2 separate regions of the Homo sapiens genome follow, and region 2 is linked to region 1. A link is a loop called in an ENCODE intact Hi-C map of the cell type or tissue named here. Cell type or tissue: endothelial cell of umbilical vein. All regions are shown on one strand. Each heading gives the region's core, and the rest is flanking DNA. Links, peaks and the distances in the headings are about the cores only.

Evidence for each region. Hi-C counts contacts between places; a loop is a spot of excess contacts. Peaks named below come from ENCODE experiments on the same cell type or tissue, not always from the same donor. Only the 100,000 strongest peaks of a DNase experiment are listed, where the experiment ranks them.
Region 2: it touches region 1 in a loop (7-fold over the local background); 18 of 110 quality-filtered maps call a loop at or near these places.

Annotation. Positions count from the first base shown.
Region 1 is chr6:133,913,798-133,919,553 of GRCh38, forward strand. No RefSeq gene overlaps it. Among named protein-coding and RNA genes, the nearest start is that of TCF21, 28 kb to the left of the region's middle. In endothelial cell of umbilical vein, for the core only: a CTCF peak has its summit at 2,959 (motif pointing left); a DNase peak (open chromatin) is centred at 2,954; H3K27me3 peaks cover 511 bases.
Region 2 is chr6:132,527,980-132,533,735 of GRCh38, forward strand. No RefSeq gene overlaps it. Among named protein-coding and RNA genes, the nearest start is that of TAAR9, 7.4 kb to the right of the region's middle. RefSeq lists an enhancer at 1-303. In endothelial cell of umbilical vein, for the core only: a CTCF peak has its summit at 2,566 (motif pointing right); a DNase peak (open chromatin) is centred at 2,612.

The DNA.
Region 1 (5,756 bases), core at 187-5,186:
GTGCAATAAGGCAAGAAAAAGAAATAAAAGTCATGCAGATTGGAAAAAAGTAAAACTGTCCCTTTTTACATATGACATGATTGTCTATGTAGAAAATCCCAATCTATAAACAAACAAAATCTCATAGAACAGAACTCATAAGAGAGTTCAGCAAGGTCACAGGATACAAAATAAACACACAAAAGCCAATTATATTTCCATTTACTAGCAATAAACATGTAGACACTAAAATCAAAAATACAATATTTACAATTACTTATAAAAAATTAAGTGTAACTAACAGAACATGCACAGGACTTGTATGCCAAAAATTACAAAAAGTTGATAAAAGAAATCAAAGATCTAAATAAATACAGAGACATACCACGTTCATGGATTGGAAGATTCAATATCATATAGTAAAGATGTCAATTCTCTTCCAATTAATATATAGGCTTAAAACAAGTACTCTCAAAATACCAGCAAGATTTTGATAGATGTAGGCAAGATAATTTTAAAATTTACATGGAAAGGTACAGGATTAGAATAGCTAAAATCATTTTGAAATACATGAACAAAATGAGTGGAAGCAGTCTACCTGATTTTACAACCTACTTTACAGCTATGGCAATCAAGGCAGCATGGTACTAGCAGAGGGACAGACACATAAATCAATGGAGCTGGAATAGAGAATCCCAAAATATACTAACACAAACATGTTCAACTGTTTTTTGACAATGGAGGAAAGATAGTCTTTTCAATGAAGGATGCTGGAGAAAATGGATGTTCACAGGCAGAAAGAAAAAAAAAGAACCTAGACTGAAGTTTTCTACTTTATACAAATTTAACTTAAAATGGATCATGTACTTAAATGTAAAATATAAGACCATAACACTTTTTGAAAAAATAAAATAGGAGAAAAACTTTGTGATCTAAAGCCAGACAAAGAATTCTTAGACTTACATCTACTATAGACTGAATGTTTATGTCTTCTTAACATTTTTGTCTTGAAACCTAATCATCAGTGTTAAGAGGTGAGGCCTTTGGAAGGTGATTATGTCATAAGGGCAGAGCCCTTGTGAATAGAATTAGTGCATTTATAAAAGAAACCTCAGAGAGCATCCTCTTCCTTTCCAATATGTGAAAGCTCAGGGAAAAGACAACATCTACAAACCAGGAAGTGAGCCCTCACCAGACACCAGATCTGCCAGTGACATGAAATTGGACTCCCCAGCTTCAAGAACTGCGAGAAATAAGTTTCTGTTAAGCCACCCAGTCTATGGTATTTTTGTTATAGCAACCTGAACAAAGATAACACCAAAAGCATGAGCCATAAAAGGAAAAAATAATAAATTGGGCTTTATCAAAATTAAAACTTTTACCTTTTGAATGACGCTGTGAAAAGGAAGAAAAGACATGCTATTGAGTGGAAGAGAATAAAGTTGATCCTTGAATAACAGGTTTGAACTACATGAGTCCACTCATACACATTTTTTTTTCAGTAAATACCACCAGCCCTCCATATCCACAACTAAACACAGTTAAAAAACACAATATTTGCAGGATGCCAAATCCTCAGATATGGAGGGTTGATTTTTCATATCCAAGAGGTAGGTTCTGCAGGGCTACTGGGGGATTTGAGTATGCATGGACTTTTGGTATTGGGGATGGTCCTGGAACCAATCCCCACTAATACTGATGGACAAATGTACTTTCAGACCATATATCCAACAAAAGACTAGTATCTAGGATTTATAAAGAACTCTCAAATCTAAATAGTAAACAAACAATTCAATTCAAACACAGACATGAAGAGACATTTAACCAAAGAAGATATACAGATGGTAAATACGCACAAGAAGAGATATTCAACATTATTAGTCATTTGGGAAATGCAAATTAAAACCACAATAAGGTGTCACTGCCTACCTCTCAGAATAGCTAAAGCATTATTTAAAAAAAAAAAAGTAACATCAAATGCTGGTGAATATGCAGAGAAATGGATCACTCACACATTGTTTTGGGGAATGTAAAATGGCACAGCCATTCTGGAAAAGTTTGGTAGCTTCCTCTAAAACTAAATATGCAATTACCACGCACTGCCAGTCATTTATCTCAGAAGACAAAGACTTGTGTTCACACGAAAACCTGTACATGAATGCTTATGGAAGTTTTACTAATAATAGCTCCAAAAATGAAAATGCTACAACTATCTCAAAATTTAAAGTTTGTTTTTTAAAAGAGCGAAAAGGAGGTTCAGAAGTATTAAATAATTCATCTGAGGCTGCCCCACTAACAGGATTAGAATTCAAACCTCATGGCTAAACAAACTGGCACATCTATTACTCCGCAGTAAAAAGGAATGAGCTATTAGTTCGCATAACGATCTGGATGAATCTATAGAGAATTATCTAAGTGAAAAAGCCAATCCCAAAAGTTTACATAATGTATGATTCCATTACATAACATTCACAGACAAAGAAAGGGATGCTGTATTGGCTGAAGTAATTTGTCCTGATTATCAAGGGGAAATTGGGTTGCTACTATGCATAAAAGTAAAGAAGAATGTACAAGAGATACCCTAGTGCCATCTCTTAGTACAGCCAATTCTTGTTATTTGTGGTAGTTATGTTCCAAAACGCAGCTGCAAACACTGAATTAGCAAATACTGAACCATTGCTCCTAGGATGTGTGCTCATTCATATATGTTTCATATTTAAGCAAGCATATCTCACATAGATTATAATCTTAACTCCTCAAAACAGTTGATCCTTGTAGATTCTATTTTCTTTATTTTACAAAGGTGAAAATGCTATTCAAAATTAAAATTTTGTTTTTTAAAAGAGTGAAAAAAAGGTTCAGAAGTGTAAAATAACTTGCATGAGGCTGCCCCACTATCAAGGTCGGACTTCAAACCTCATCTGACTGACCCTAAAGCTGGAGCTTCTTGCACTACACTGCACTGCCCCCTACTGGCTGCATCCTCCGGTCATCGCTGTTTGAAAGCTGAGACAGGAAAGCAGAGCATTGTCTTGTTAATAACCTCAGCGGGAGACGTGCTCTGAATGTAGTTGACTCAATTTTTTCTCTGCTCTGTGTATGTCCCTTGAATGACCAAGAAACCCTGCATTTCAGACTTGCCTAGCCAGCACCCACAATCACATAAGCCGATTCCTCGCAGTAAATTTCTTAAAATATGTATTTCTCCTACTGGTTCTGCTTCTCTGGTTGAAACGTGACTGATATACAATGGAAAAGGGAAGTAAAGCTCCAGATGGAACTTACTAATTAGCTGTAGCTGACTTGAAGACAGTGCAATTGTCATTGATTGTCCAGGTGGGCCCAATTCAATCACAAGGGTCTTTCACTGTGGAAGAGGCAGGCAGAAGAGTCTTTAAAGATAGAAAGAGACCCCAGGCCAAAATGCTGGTAGCCTGTAGTATGTGGAAAAGACAAGGAAATAGATTCTTTGTTAGAGCTGTCAGGAAGAATGCAATCCTGCTGTATCTTGATTTTAGCCCAAGGAAACCAATTTAAAACTTCTGACCTCCAAAACTGTAAAATAATAAATTTGTGTTCTTTTAAGCTACTTAATTTGTGGGAATTGGTTAGAGCAGCAATGGAACTAATAAACCAAAGCTATGAAAGCTGTCTTAAAATTTTCTTAGAATAAAAGAGTGAAAAAAACCCATAAATCTAATGTATTAATATATATAAATGATTTATGTGTTTACATGAATATATGTTTCATTTACAAAAACATGTAAACATATAAATTTTGACACAAAAATTATAACTAGTTTATGTTTTATAAAAGAAATTCAGAAAAAAATTACCATTGGGATTAGGCTTTATGTAAGAGAATGTTCACACTGAAGTTTTTGTTGTGATAGTACACTATAACAGATGTAAGATTCAAGACAGAACCCCTTATGAATAATTTGTAAAGAAACTGGTCCAAAAATGGCTTCATGACCCTTGAACTCCTCAACCAAATCAAGAATAAAAAGGGAGAGGTAAGTGTGGGGAGAAAGAAGATTTTTGTGAGAAGAATATCTTTGAAAGAAGATATTGTATGTGGTATGGCGCTGAGCTGCGAGCCCCATTTCACTCCTATCTCAAGGGGGAAGGAGAGACCTGCCATTTCCTGGGGTGGGAGAGATTTCCCAGGGATGATTCCTGCCTGAGGCCACAGAGGCTCAATTCCTTTGTAGCAGAGCCAGGAGAGGAAAACTGTGCTGGGATCTATGGTCATGTGCCAAATAGCGACGTTTCAGTCAATGATACACCACATATATAACAGTGATCCCTCAAGATTATAATACCATATATTTATGGTAACTTTTCTATGTTTACATACACAAATATATAAAATATATAAATCATGTTACATTTACATCATGTTACAATTGCCTACAGAATTCAGTACAGTAACATGCCATACAGGTTTGTGGCCTAGGAGCAATATATACCATATAGCCTAGGTGTGTAGTAGGCTATACCATCTAGGTTTGTGTAAGTACACCCTATGATGTTAACACAATGGCAAAATCACCTAACAACACATTTCTCAGAAGCTGTCATCCACAAGAGAGCAAGCTGGCACCAGGTCGGCTTGGCCCCAGTCCAAGCAGAACACTTGGGGAGGCAGAAGAACCCAAGCAGAAAGTTAAAGCCCACAGACAGAGTCTCAGGGGGCCACATGAAGTGGAGATGCATCTGTCTGGGGCAAGGGACAGTTCCCATAAGGAAAAGGTTGGCTCTAAACATCTGCAGATCCAGAATACATGGAGCCAAATAATAATGATACCCTGTTCTAGTAAGATACTTCCTTTCCCCTTACGAGTCTCCAAACTCACCCCTTCCTGTTTCAACTTTTGGTGGTCAGAAACTGGCAAGATTAGTGGTAGAGGAAGAGAAAAAAAAGGAGAGAGACTAAGATGAAGCCAGCTAATGCCCTTTTCCCACTTCCAGCCTCAGGCAAATCTGTGCTGGCAAGCTGAGGTTTAACACAAATAGTTCAGAGTTTCTATTAATATCTTGAATTGGACTTCATAATTACTGAATTGAAACTCTATGACACTTAGAATTGTCTACTAAGAATTAGCACAAAAAGTATGGGACCTGCCAAATTTTCATTCAGGGGAATAATAATAACTTCCCCCACTGAACCCTTTTTAAAGAGGCAATAGGAGAATAGATAAATAAATAGGACTGGGCATGATGGTCCATGCCAGTAATCCAAGCATTGTGAGAGGCTGAGATGGGAGGATTGCTTGAGCCCGGGAGTTCAAGACCAGCCTGGGCAACATAGTGAGACCTCCACCCCCGTCTCTACCAAAAAACAAAATTAGCTAGGTGTGTTTCTAAATAAATAGATAAATAAAGTTTTGGGATTACATCATCCTAGCAGTTATATTTATTACAGGGACTTTCCATTCCTCACAGCACATTTCTGTCAGATTGGAAAATCAGCACTAACATGTTTTCCCTATGATCCCTGTTTCTGTTGCCACAAACTGGATACCACTTCAGTTATCAAAGTCTCCTCTCTTACATCCACCCATTCAGGATCTCACGTATTTTTCCTTTGCATTGTTTTGTACAACTATTCCTTCCTTTCCATTTCCTATCCTCGTGGCTCTATAGGTCCAAATTGCCTCATATCTTGGCTACTATAATAATTTTCTCATTCGTGAATTTGGTTAGGTCTCAGAATCATGCCCCAATCCAATCTATTCTACACTGAAGCCAAATCTTCATGAAAACATGATACT
Region 2 (5,756 bases), core at 542-5,541, 1.4 Mb before region 1:
TATGACTCCCATGAAAGATCGGTTGAGTCACTCTTTTTATGACTCCCATGGGAGATCGATTGATTCCCTCTTTTTATGACTCCCATGGGAGATCAGTTGATTCCCTCTTTTTTGGGTAGGGGGACGGATCCAGGATCTGGTATAAAAATAAGACCCTTAATTTTGGGAATCTCTTTTGCCCTCAGGATGTGCCTGCTAATTAGGCCCTAGAAACTGATGTCTTCCTAGCCCTGTTTTTCCAAGGATTCCACTCTGAAGCCAGTAATACAATTAAGAAACTTGAAAACTGGCAAATGAAAAGTCTTATCAATACTGGATCCTCCTGTTTTTCTGGGTGTTTATATGTGTTGTGTGTGTGACATTTATAAATAAAAGAGCTCTGATTAATTGGCTTAATAATAATAAGCACTTAAATCAATTTTTTTTTCAGAAAAATAAAAACGGTAATGCCTTTCACTTTACGTGACTGTAGTAAGCTTTGGGAAATAAAGAGTTTTAAATACTATTGGTAAAATAAAGATAGTTGGTCTAAATTAGGCAGGTCAGACATTAGGTTTGCTAAATTCTTTAAGGTAATAAACTGCTTCTTTAACTTTTGAAAATTGTTCAACGTAACTGCTTTGGAGCCATTAGATTCCAGGTAAGGTCTGGAGACGTGGAGTTACTCAAGCCCCTGGCTATGCTAAAAAAAAAGTCAGACTTTATCTGTCTGGGCCCTAGGCTTCACACCTAGTACATAATTAAAATCCACTTAGTAGGTTTTTCACCAAAAATAAAAATCACTAAGAGTTAACATTGTAACATGTAAATAAGACTACTGAAAAAACAGTTTTACATGCAAGCTGTGTGAGTAAGGTGAAATGTGCTTTTGATAAAAGATCATAAGAAAACATGGGAATGTGTGTGTTTTCTTTTTGTTGTTCGTTTTTTGTTTGCCTAGATTAAAGGGCTAATGGACTGTTTTAATTTAGAAAGGATAAAGCTGAAGGTTTGAGCAAGTTGTGGAAGGTTTGTGAAAAATTAATCTTGTAAAAGAAATTCTGTGTGTGAACATATTGGCTAAATTTAAAGGGGTATTATACAGGTTTTCCATAAACTGAACATTGGAATAAAAGCACAACAAGGTTCTCTTAGAGCACTGATCTCTTCAACAAAAATTTGTAAAGGGTTATTAAAGGTTTATGAAAATCTCACCTTATGGTCAAACTGATTAAAATAGGATAGATTTGTCTATAAGATGTTATTAAAAATTGGGGTTGACATTAATAGTACACTAATGCATGGGTGAAATTTGGCTTTCTCTCTTGAGTAAGACTTTCATAGAATATTAAAGACAAATGAAAGATTTTTGTTTGCCTTTTGAATAAACCACAGGAAAAAGAAGGAAAAGAAAAGAGACAGATTGTTTGGAAAGCTAAGTCTTCCCTCTATCAATGAGTAAAGGTTTTTGCCTTTTTTTTTTTTTTTTTGAGACGGCGTCTCGCTCTGTCGCCCAGGCTGGAGTGCAGTGGGGCGAACTCTGCTCACTGCAAACTCTGCCTCCTGGGTTCACGCCATTCTCCTGCCTCAGCCTCCCGAGTAGCTGGGACTACAGGCGCCTGCCATCATGCCCGGCTAATTTTTTTGTATTTTTTTTAGTAGAGACAGGGTTTCACCTTGTTAGCCAGGATGGTCTCGATCTCCTGACCTCGTGATCCGCCCGTCTTGGCCTTCCAAAGCGCTGGGATTACAGACGCGAGCGACGGCGCCCGGCCAGGTTTTTGCCTTTTTAAAGATTCCAGGTAATAATAGTGACCTGTGGTGACCTGGAATTCTATTTTGTAATAGCAAGTGTTTTAAACTTTTAACGTATCTGACAGGCTTCCTACAATCAAATTTCGGCTTCAAAATGGTCTTTTCTGACCTCTAACTTTGGGATGCAACAGAGAGCCCCTGAAGCATCCCAAAAGAGAGGTAAACAGGATTATTTGACATGTTGAGTTACATGGGAAGCATTGTCAAAATAAAAAAATATGTTTAACCCTCTTTAGGTTATATTTTAGTGAATGTTATTAATATATGTTCCAAGTTGAATGGAATGTCTAAAATTCTAAGATGTCCAAGTATATGCTGTCAATCATAATTATGGTTAAGTTATTGCAGACCACAGAAATAACCAAATTTCTTTGTCAATTTTGTCTTTATCACTAGTCATTTCCGCAGTTAATTGCTTAATGCTGATGCAGTTTCTGGAAACTTCGCAAGCATGGAAAAAAATCCGAGAATACGGTGTCTTTTAGGAGGTTCATGAAATGATGGAAAGGACCCTCAAAAGCACCTTTGAAAACAGGTTTGTTTTCTTTCTTTCTTTTTTTTTTTTTCGAGACTGAGACTCGCTCTGTTGCCCAGGCTCGAGCGCAGTGGCATGATCTCAGCTCACTGCAACCTCCACCTCCTGGGTTCTGCAGGGAAGGGAAAGAGTAGCGTAGAGAGTAGCCATACGTTAAAGTATTTGGCATGGGGATAATTTTAAAACAGATGTTTCCGTTTGGGGCATTTACCTGTTTAACTTTGGCGTCCCCTCATTTGATCAACCTAGTATTGTTCAGATTGACCGCTAGGGGGCAGCAGAGTATGGGAAAATAAGAGGGCCATAAACTAGACTGAAGCTGTTATCTTAAAAATAGTTCAGCAATAAAGAAATGCCCAGAAATAATGAGTAATATATCACAATCCCCTTTATATTTTTACCTACAACTTTAAAGATCTTATTTTCAATCATCATAATTTATAATATTATTAAGTAAATTATTTCTAAATTATGAATAAACTTTCCTCAAAAATTAGTATTTGAAGACACTTTTAAAAAAAGGTTAAGAAAACTATCATGACTTAATATTTCTTCTGATACTGATCAAGAAGTGGAAATTTTTTTTAAATTGTTGAAAAAAACCATTATATCATTTGAAGTCTGTAAGAATATTAATTAGATTTTGGTCTAGAAAGAATCTAATAATAGAAATTTCAGAACCATTACTATATGATATGGTTTGGCTGTATCCCCACCCAAATCTCGTCTTGAATTGTAGCTCCCATAATCCCCGTGTGTCATGGGAGGTACCTGGTGGGATATAATCGAATCATGGGGGGCAGGACTTTCCTGTGCTGTTCTCATGACAGTCAATAAGTCTCACGAGATCTGATGGTTTTATAAAGAGAAGTTCCCCTGCACACGGTCTCTCTTGCCTGCTGCCATGTAACACATCCCTTTGCTCTTTCTTCATCTTCCACTATGATTGTGAGGCCTCCCCAGCCATGTGGAACTGTGAGTCCGTTAAACTTTTTTCTTTTATAAATTAACCAGTCTTGGGTATGTCTTTATTAGCAGCATGAGAACAGAGTAATGCATTATACCTAACTTCTTCCATAAGTCATAAAGTAAAATACAGCATCTTGAACAATTTTGTTCAGGCCATAGTGCAGGATTGTAATTATTTGACTTGCATGTGACATGAGAAAAGCAATTTCATTACTTTACAATGATGTTTGGTAGATAACTGACACACAGAAGATTCATAATAAATAACCATTTCCTTAACTCTTAGTTCCCTGGGTGATTAATTGTGACATATAAGATTATGGCCCCCAAATAAATCTCTCTAGTCTTTTCAGCTCTACACAGATCTATCCATTTATTGGACAGTCCTCAATCTGATTGTTCAAAGGCATCTCAACATCAAAACGTGCCAACTGGAAATCTCCTCCTCTTCCATCCACTACCCAAGCTTTTTCCTCTACCAGCTTATATAGGCCAGAATGTAAGAAATGATCCTGGAATTTTCGTTTTTTCTCATCCACAACATCAAATCCATTTCCAGATTGTTTTAGGCAGAAACTTAATTTATTATAAAGGTTTCAGGAAGACCCCATAATTTACAGGAAGACATAAGAACCCAAGACCATGGGAACCCACCTGTTGTATCAGCATGACCTAGATGTGAGACATGGAGTCAAAAGATAAAATTTTGAAGCTTTAAGGTTTGATTGCCCCACTGGATTTTGGACTTGCATGGGGCTTATAGCCCCTTTGTTTTTACCAATTGCTCCCATTTGAAATGGGTGTATTTATCCAATGTCTGTACCCTCATTGTCTGTACCCTCATTGTAACTAGGAAGTAACTACCTTGCTTTCAATTTTACAGGCGCATAGGCAGAAGGGACTTGCCTTGTCTCAGATGAGGCTTTGGACTGTGGACTATTGAGTTAATGCTGAATAAGTTAAGACTTTAGGGGACTGTTGGGAAGGCATGATTGTTTTTGAAATGTGAGGACATAAGATTTGGGAGGGGCCAAGGTGAAATGATATGGTTTGGCTGTGTCCCCACCCAAATTTCACCTTGAATTGTAATTTCCACAATTCCCATGTGTCGTGGAAGGGAACTGGTAGGAGATTATTGAATTATGGGGACAGTTTCCACCATACTGTTCTTGTGGTAGTGAGTAAGTCTCACGAGATCTAATGGTTTTATAAGGAGTTTTCCCTTTCACTTGGCTCTCGTTCTCTCTTGCCTGCCACCATGTAAGACATGCCTTTCACCTTCTGCCATGATTGTGAGGCCTCCCCAGCCATGTGGAACTGTGAGCCCATTAAATCTCTTTTTCTTTATAAATTACCCAGTCTTGGATATGTTTTTATCAGCAGCATGAAAATGACTAATACACTTGCACATGTACCCTCTGAATCTAAAATAAAAGTTAAAATTATATATATAGAAAAAGAGTGACATGTTGCTGAGAATTTCTAGCACTGAGGAAAGTAAAAATGGGTTTAAAGGAGCTGTTAATCATTATTTCTTGTCAATGAAGACTGGTGGTATTTCTGTGTCTGTGCCCTTCCTAGTTAATCAATTATATCTGTAGAAAACATTTCTGTTGCATTGATGAGAATTTATTTCAAGATTTTTTTCTTAGGCAATTAGGCACAAATGTAACAGACTGTAGCAAGTCCTATAACTGTATTTTTTCACCAGACCAGTGTGCTTGGATTCTGTCACATCCTATTTTTCTTTGTGTTAAAGGATTCGTGAAGATGATGATTATAGGAAAGAAGTATTTTTCGTAATTATTCTTGCTTGTTAAACAGTCTCAGAGAGAGGGCTGGGTTGGGGTGGGGACAGTGATAAAGATAGGCAGAAATAAGTATGTATGTGTATGTTTAATGGATAGCCCTGCTTAAAGAACTGTATTTTTAAAAATTTTGATGACTAGAAGTATTTGGCAACAGGTAGAAAACACTTGTTTAAAATTTACAGTTAATTTCCCATCTTAGAAAACAGAGCATCAATACAGCTTTGGAGCACAGACTCATCTTCATTTTTGCAGGGAAATCAATAGAATAGCAAAATGACCATTCAAATATATTGCAATTTTACATTCTTTGTTATTCTCAAAGAAATCATGAAGTTACCAGAAATACAAATATCTACATTAAGTCTTACACTTTGGCAGTGAAATTGTAGCATTATATTGAAATGAGACTGCGTCTGAAAGCTTTTCACGTTGGGAGTAATGGTGTTGGGGAAAGCAGAGGTTAATTGAGGCAGAGAACCTGAACCACAGTTTGTAGAGTTTTATTTGGGTGTGGTGGTGGGGGTTTGCGAGTGGCTTGCACAAGATGATGAATGGACAGGATATACTAAATACTCAGTTTTTGAATATTGCTTTTTGTAAAAGGAAGTTTTTATCTGGAAATAATTTTAAAGCTACAGAAATTTGTG